Linked DNA regions of Homo sapiens: region 1 is linked to region 2. A link is an interaction called in ENCODE POLR2A ChIA-PET data of the cell type or tissue named here. Cell type or tissue: OCI-LY7. All regions are shown on one strand.

Evidence for each region. ChIA-PET counts read pairs that join two places held together with the same protein. Peaks named below come from ENCODE experiments on the same cell type or tissue, not always from the same donor. Only the 100,000 strongest peaks of a DNase experiment are listed, where the experiment ranks them.
Region 1: POLR2A ChIA-PET joins it to region 2 with 22 read pairs; 2 of 35 experiments call an interaction of 5 or more read pairs at or near these places.

Annotation. Positions count from the first base shown.
Region 1 is chr7:111,526,032-111,530,031 of GRCh38, forward strand. All of the region lies in intron 1 of IMMP2L (inner mitochondrial membrane peptidase subunit 2), which reads right to left. Among named protein-coding and RNA genes, the nearest start is that of IMMP2L, 34 kb to the right of the region's middle. RefSeq lists enhancers at 1,180-1,249, 1,570-1,619. In OCI-LY7, no CTCF peak of the experiment used is centred here; DNase peaks (open chromatin) are centred at 1,720, 2,530 and 3,030; H3K4me3 peaks cover 2,503 bases; H3K27ac peaks cover 2,939 bases.
Region 2 is chr7:111,385,343-111,389,342 of GRCh38, forward strand. The region is part of intron 3 of IMMP2L (inner mitochondrial membrane peptidase subunit 2); the gene reads right to left. It overlaps LOC124900232 (a long non-coding RNA gene), which reads right to left. Exons shown (of 2, transcript XR_007060475.1): 2 at 1-1,721. Among named protein-coding and RNA genes, the nearest start is that of IMMP2L, 180 kb to the right of the region's middle. In OCI-LY7, no CTCF peak of the experiment used is centred here; no DNase peak of the experiment used is centred here.

The sequences.
Region 1 (4,000 bases), 140 kb after region 2:
GTAAAAGCAGTAACATATATGAAGGCCTAGGGGCAAAATAAAATGTAGCTGTTTAAGAAACTAAAATAAGTTCAGTTTGGATAGAGTATATACAGAATTTATTACGTGAATTTTTAATTCAGTAAGCATTTATTTGCTATCAAGCAGCAATGCTAAGTACAGAGGATATAAAGATGGCTAAGCATACAGTATAGTACCATTCAAAAACTCTCACTAAACAATACCTTACATTTCAACATACATTTATATGTGCACATAAAAGTATTTAAAATTGAATATTTATATTGTTTTAATTGTTTAATAACCACTCATATGTTACTTGTGTAATTATTAAAGTATACCAAAAGAGGGAAGAAAGCAGCATCAAAATGCTAGCAGTGGTTAATTCTATATGCTAGGAATGGAGACGATTACTATTTTCTTCTTTGAATTTTTGCTGGTTTCTAAAACAGAAAGATGGTATCTGCCCTAGGAAGTCACTATGATATACAGATAATACGGGGTAACACTAGTGTTAATTTCTATCCCATCACAATGAACAAACCACACTCTCACCCCAATCTCTGCTGCTCTAAGTAGTACAAATAACACTGAGCAAGATTCTTTCCTGTTTATGCAGCAATCAATATATTTAACTGACTATAATGTTGTTTATGTAGCCAGTGCAGGCTATCTATATTTCTGGAAACTTCTGGAAAGTTCTGTCAAATATTCGCTACTTTTATTTTAAGAGGCACAGAATGGAAACATGTCTTCTCTTTGCTGTTCATCATGCCCTGCATGCATGGACCTTCACAAAACAGCTGAGGATACCTGCAGGACAGAAACGGAATGCTTCCAAATATGATGCCACAGCTATCTTAGTTATAAGGTAGTATGCATGATTAAAATGTAAATTAAGGGGGAAACATTAATAAAAGTTGCATTAAATTCACATTTCCTGAATTGTGAGCCTCCTCTTCTTTTCCAGTAATGCTCTCCTACATTACTTCTACTCCATGTAGTCACTGGTCCCCAAAAAGGAGCATGGTAATGAGACTCAGGAGACCTGAGGTAGATATCTGTCTCTGTCTATAACCAGTTCCATGACTTTGAACAAGTCACTTCTGGCCTGTTTCCTCATGTGTGACAAGAAGGGGCTTATTTGGGAGGCCAAGCAAGAGGGTCACTTCAGGTCAGGAGTTCGAGGCCAGCCTGAGCAACACAGCAAGACTTCCATCTCTAAAAATTTAAAAATTAGCAAGGCATGGTAGCATACACCTGTAGTCCTATCTACTTGGGAGGCTGAGGTGGAAGGACTGCTTGAGCTAAGGAGTTTGAGACTGCAGTGAGCTATGACTGTGCCACCACACTACAGCCTAGGTGACCAAACAAGACCCTGTCTCCAAAAAGGGGGGGGGGGTAGATTTAATATCTAAGGTTCTTTCTAAGCCAGAATTCTTTATTTCTATAACTTTTTATTGTCTTTTAACTGTTTCTTAAGAACTTTGGCAGATACTAAAACAAACACTGAGATCACTATTGACTAAGAAAAAGTGAGTTGCCTTTATGGTTTGAGACTTTTTTAAGTATTGAAAATAAAAGAGAATTAACTTTTTTTAAACAACTGGTTAAAAGACCCAACAGTGAGGGAGCTGAAACCAGTGCCAATGATGTAAAAGAACATTTTAAATATAGATAAAGACCTGAACACCGTTGCTCTTTCACTTCTCATTTCCACAACCTGACTGCTGACCAGAGCATTGCTACCATCGCCTGCACAACAAAGTCAGGGCAAGTGTTTTTCTGAGAGATTATAAAGGAGCATGTGGGAGATGTCTCAATCTGATATGTGCTGATCCTGCTCCAAGCCAAGGAAGCAAGAGCAATAAAAGCTACCCTGGAAACAAGGTACAAGTGGTTGCTATTTTCAGAGGCTCAAAAGAAAACGCTCAATTCAGTCCTGTTTTATCTGAATTGTGAGGGGCACCTATATTTCATAATAATAAAACACTGTTAAAAGCTTCTATCATGTAAATACTAAAGAAGCCATTCATACATGAAGAAATGAACACAACATTTCTATGTTGTCATATCCAATAATTTTCTTAAAGTTTTATGGCATTCACATATTGGCAAAGTTAATGCACCTCCTTGTCTATGTAAATTGCCAAAGAATCATTCAGATGATCCGGTCTTTTGTTCACACCTTAAATGTTTAAAACCACCACAGTAATAAGTACCTAGCCCCGACTTCCTCTGGGAAAATTTCATCTAAGCAATAACAATCAGGTACTAAAATCACCCCCAGCAAAAAGGGAATAATTTTTATCAGTTACCTCATTCTTCTTGTAACTATGGAAGTCACTGAGGTTCAAAACACTGCTCCTGAGAAAATTATTGCTTAAAATTGTAAGTACACCCAGTTCATTGTTGAAGTGCTTAAACTGAGAATATTTTTTAAATAAGCTTTCAGAATCAAGTGAAACCATATTTGCCACCTGGCATACAGCACTTACAAGTGAGAGTTTCTTGGTGATGCTGACCTCAACCACATAACAACCCACACTGTAAATTTCTCTCCTTCCCGTAACAACTTGTGGCTTGATCATGCATTAATTCATCTAAAATTGTTCTTAAGCCTGCTTATATTTTAGCTTGTACAAAGTCACCAATCACTCATCCATGGCAACCAGGTGGATAAATCCACCACAAGTCATCCTAATTATAAAAACTATTTAAAAGTTGTGTGGGAGGTTTGAAGGTAAGAGGAAAATAATAAGTTATAAAGCAGTATCTTATGTAAAATGTAACCTTTCAATCATCATAAGCCTACACAAAATCAAGATTTTATTTATAAAGAGGAAACCATCAAACTATGAATATCAGAGAACACAAGAGTAGGGATCCAAGCAAATCTGACACACAATTCCTGAATCAGTCAGTATATGTGTACCTACCATGCACCATGGAATTGTGCTAAGAGATAAATATGTGTTATAGAACAAGGTCAGCATGGTCCTTTCTCCACGTAGAGTTTGCATTTTCATTCTTTCAACATTAAGTGCCTACTTTGTGCTAGACACTATGTTAAGACACCAGATTGACCAAGCCATACTTCCTCCCCAGAGGGACCTGTGACAAGGTCACAAGAAACAAGTATATGACCATAAATAATCCAGCTATCATCCTCCACGGATCTTTCTAGCAGCCCCTGGTACCAATAACCTGGCTCGGCAAACAGAGCCTAAGCATGTGAAAAATCAGGAGACATTTGGATACATGTGGTCTAATACAAGGATAAAAAAGAAAAACTGATGAATTACAACAATTTTGGTTCCACTGGAAGCAGATCCTGGCAAGTAATCTATAGAAAGCAATTTAAAAAATTTTTTCAGGACTATCTTGCTCCTTTCACATTATAAGTAAACAATATTTTATAAACAGACACTTAGTACTCTTTAGAACATGAATACCAGTATCAAATTCTTTATCTTTAGTCTTGTCTGACCTAGTAGTTCTCACTTGAAAATTCTCAGGAAAGACCAAAATGGCACATACACAAAAAAAGAAATAAGAAAGAAAGAGGAAAACCAGCCAAAAATAATAAAGGAGGAGAAATGTAATTATGTAAGGCATAAAGTTAGTCATTTTTTGGCAAAGATACCCAATAAAAAAGTCAACACTGATACAATGATGAAGCTAAGCCCTATAAAATTGCTTCTTTCATGGAGATAATTGTGACTTTCTGTTGGTAAACTGATAAGCATCTGGATACTAAGAGAAGAGAGGTTAAAACTGATGTATTCAATCTTAAGTCAGCAATATGTAAAAACAAATGAATTTGAAGGTCATGCTCTAGTACAACTGATGTAGAGAGAAAATACAACCAGGAAACAACTAGGATACAGAAATTCATAAAGGCTTCCTGATTTTTGGTAAGGACTCCTTCAACTTGCAAACATCATGCATTTATGCACACCCTTCCCTCTGATTCAGTGGAAAAGCAGGCCCCATCCTA
Region 2 (4,000 bases):
AGAAAAAGATGCTGACATTCAGGAAAGCAGCAGGGGAAGCAGTATCCTGTTCTCTACATTTTGGGCACATTAGAAAAGTGGTTCAGAAAATCCTGTACAAGACCCATAGCGCTACCCTAGGCCGAAGTGAGTCCACAACCACACATTCGGATACTCCAAAAAGATGCCAAGTGGTCCTTTTCATTGACAGGACTAGCAGTATCACTCCAAATGGTAAAATGTTAAAGTTGTAACTAGAGAATGTTTGATCTTTTTATTGCTGTTTTTAAAGGCAGATGTCCTGAGTGGTTCATTGTGGTTTCTACCATATAAACGTCATTTTACTCTACTGGTTACTTGGCTGTCATAAGACAGAAAATGAGCTGCCATAAGAAAAGCTGATGGAAAAGGAAAAAAATTACAAATATCTGATCCCATACCCAGGTCACTGTCTTCATCTAAGGCATAATTTATCTTTTCCAATGAAATATGTGTACATCTCAATTAATTATCCACTTACCCTCTACTAATCAGAAATAAGATTTGGTTCAGTAAGGCGGGGTGAAGGAATAAACTCAACCTACCAATTGCTCCACATGAATTTTTTTTTTTAATAGAGGCAGGGTCTTACTCTGTCACCCAGGCTGGACTGTGCAGCCTCCAACTCCTGGGCTTAAGCCTCCCGAGTAGCTAGGACTACAACCACATGCCACCACTCCCAGCTAATTTTTTTTTTTTAAGAAACAGGGTCTCGCTCTGTTGTCCAGGCTGGTCTTGAACTCCTGGCCTCAGACAAACCTCCCACCACAGCCTCCCAAAGCAGTGGGATAATAGGCATAAACCACCACTCCCAGCCTGCTCCACATGATTGATAAATAACCTGATATAATAATCTAGACAAGTCAATCTTTGCTGAATAAATAACTTCCCCATGAGTAATCCTTCCTATGCCCAGTTTTCCCCAATCCTTAATATCATTGCTCTTTTTAGACTCATACATTCATTCACTTAACAAACATAAACTGAATGTTTAAGATAAGGCAAATACTTTGTATGACTGGTTTTCTATTTGAAAATAGAGTGTGTGACTATACAAATACATATATACATAAAGGTACATCAATTTATATACATTGGCCCTATGTAACCCCCATTTGAGAATATTTCTAAGCATGCCAGCTACTCAAATTCAAGTGTGAAGGTATGTGTATTTGGGTGTGTGTGAATGAATGTATGTGAGAGACAAAGGCAGACAGAGAGAGGGAATGGATAAGAAGCAAGTAAAGTTACAGCAGACAAGGACATGAAAACTCATAAAAGACTCATGATAAACTGTAAATACATTTAAAGAAAAAGAATAACACAAGCCTTCACTCCCCTTCCCTGTGCGATCATAATCACTGCCCATCAACTTCTCTGTCCATATCATGTGTGCTCCCTGTGTTCCTTGAAGGTTATGTATAACCAAGATCTACCTTTAATGTGTTTGGCAAAAATATCTGTGCCATAAACTATTAGCTGACAAGCAATTATATTCTACCTTGTAAAAGAAAATTAGGCATAAAATAACCCCACAAAAAGAAGAGAATGACTGTTTCACAAAAGAGGCAAAAGAGATTTAAACAAGATAATACCATAAGTTTCTATCTCACCATCCATTAATTTTAAATTTGATTTTGCTTCTTATATCACATAGCACTTATTCAAAAATAGCAGAAGAATACTTCTATCTATCTGTTGTCCTGTAAAAAGAAAAGAAAATACTATTATTTGTATTTCTTGTTCAAACACTCTAAGGATAAAAGTACTGTTTTCAAAAATGATGAGGTTCCTGCAGATAACATTTACCCACAGGATTTGAGGCTTTTTTGTGACATAAAGTGCAGAGTACTTTGAGGATGGTTACAGATGCAATGGCACAGAAAAGGCTTTTAACTTTGGCTCATTTCCTCTGACCACCATGTCTCCATTCTAAATTACAACCTCTCAAGCTACAGATCCTTTAAAACTAGCTTTTAAACCAGCTTTCTGTGGTATCATCACAAAATAAGAACACTTTGTTACTTGAAAATAAAAGCACAAAATTATTGGACTCAATAACTGTTCTCATTATTGCAAACCAATAAACAAGGTTCAACAAGAACTCGTTTTAGCTATTGCTTATCAAGCTGCCAAAAAATAAATCCAAAAGAAACCAAAGAAAAACCTGCCTTAACAATATAGATGGTTTCTTATTCATAAACTATCTTTAACATCAAAAATGGCTAGCATGTATGCCAGTGTTATTGCCTTGCATAACAGAATCTTAAGCTAAGCACTAAAGTTCTGTCATTCACATCTAGAATAATAATTTTTTTTACAAAAACTAAAATACGGCCAGGCGCAGTGGCTCACACCTATAATTCCAACACTTTGGGAGGCCAAGGTGGGCAGACAACGAGGTCAGGAGATCAAGATCACCCTGGCCAACATGATGAAACCTCATCTCTACTAAAATACAAAAAATTAGCCAGGCATGGTGGCGCGTGCCTGCAGTTCCAACTACTCAGGAGGTTGAGGCAGGGGAATCACCTGAAACCAGGAGGCAGAGGTTGCAGTGAGCCAACATCACACCACTGCACTCCAGCCTGGAGACAGAGCAAGACTCTGTCTTTAAAAAAAAAAAAAAAAAAAAAAAACTAAAATACTAAATAACCCCATTTTTAATAGAAATTTGTTTTATGATATAACCCATACCAAATGCTACCTGCTCAGCCAAATCACTTTTAGAGTCCACACAGCCCTTTATATCTAAAAGAAAATAATAAAAGTGCTAGGAAACAAGAAGTATCTGGGCCAGTTACCCTTGGTTAGGACTGAGAAATTAGCTGGCACAGACAGCAAGACCGGGACCAAATATTCAACCAGTTGGCTGGGGATAGTGGGTTGAGGTCAAGGAGATGACCCATACAGCTGTAAAATTAAGTATAAAAAGGGGAAATTGGGCAAACAAATAAATATACTGAGGATAATGGGAGCCAGGTTTTCTAATGTTGGAGAAGGAACCTACAAGTACAAAAAGGGGAAGGAAGAATAAACCCTGTCGTTTGGAATCGAGGAGATCAGTGGGAACATATATTTTTAGATAATCACTGATCAATAGATAGATAGATGGAGATGTATATGTATATATGTACGTACATATATACATGTAATGTACATATGTATTAGTCCGTTTTCATGCTGCTGATAAAGACATACCCAAAACTGGGAACAAACAGAGGTTTAATTGGACTTACAGTTCCACATGGCTGAGGAGGCCTCAGTATCATGGCAGGAAGCGAAAAGTACTTCTTACATGGCAGTGGCAAGAGAAAAATGAGGAGGAAGCAAAAGCAGAAACCCCGGATAAACACATCAGATCTCGTGAGACTTATTCACTACCACGAGAATAGCACAGGAAAGACCGGCCCCCATGATTCAATTACCTCCCCCTGGGTCCCTCCCACAACACATGGGAATTCTGGGAGATACAACTCAAGTTGAGATTTGGGTGGGGACACAGCCAAGCCATATCAATATATGTATGTACATGCATATATGTACATACATATATACATATAATGTGCAAATCTGTATTTCCTAGGTTTGTTCACTGAAAAGATCTAGAAGCAAAGACACCTCAGTAGTAAAGAGCAATCTTAGACCCAGTAGCAAAGAGCAACCTTAGCATCCACTAAAAGAAACCAGAAGTCTTTGGTAGCGCCAGGGCTGGGGCAAGAAAAGTACAAGATAAGCTTGAACCACACCTTTTAACATGAGGAACTGAGAACATAGCATCGCTTTTGTGGTAATAATGCCCAAAATAACAACTTATTCATAAGGAAACATCAGATAAACCCAAGTAGAGAAACAAAACATAGCTGTACTCTTCAGAAATGTCAAAATCATTAAAGATAAGGCAAGATTAATGAAGATTCCAGATTGAAGGAGAGCAAAGAGCCAGGGCAGCTAAATACAAGGCTTAGATTCTGGACATATA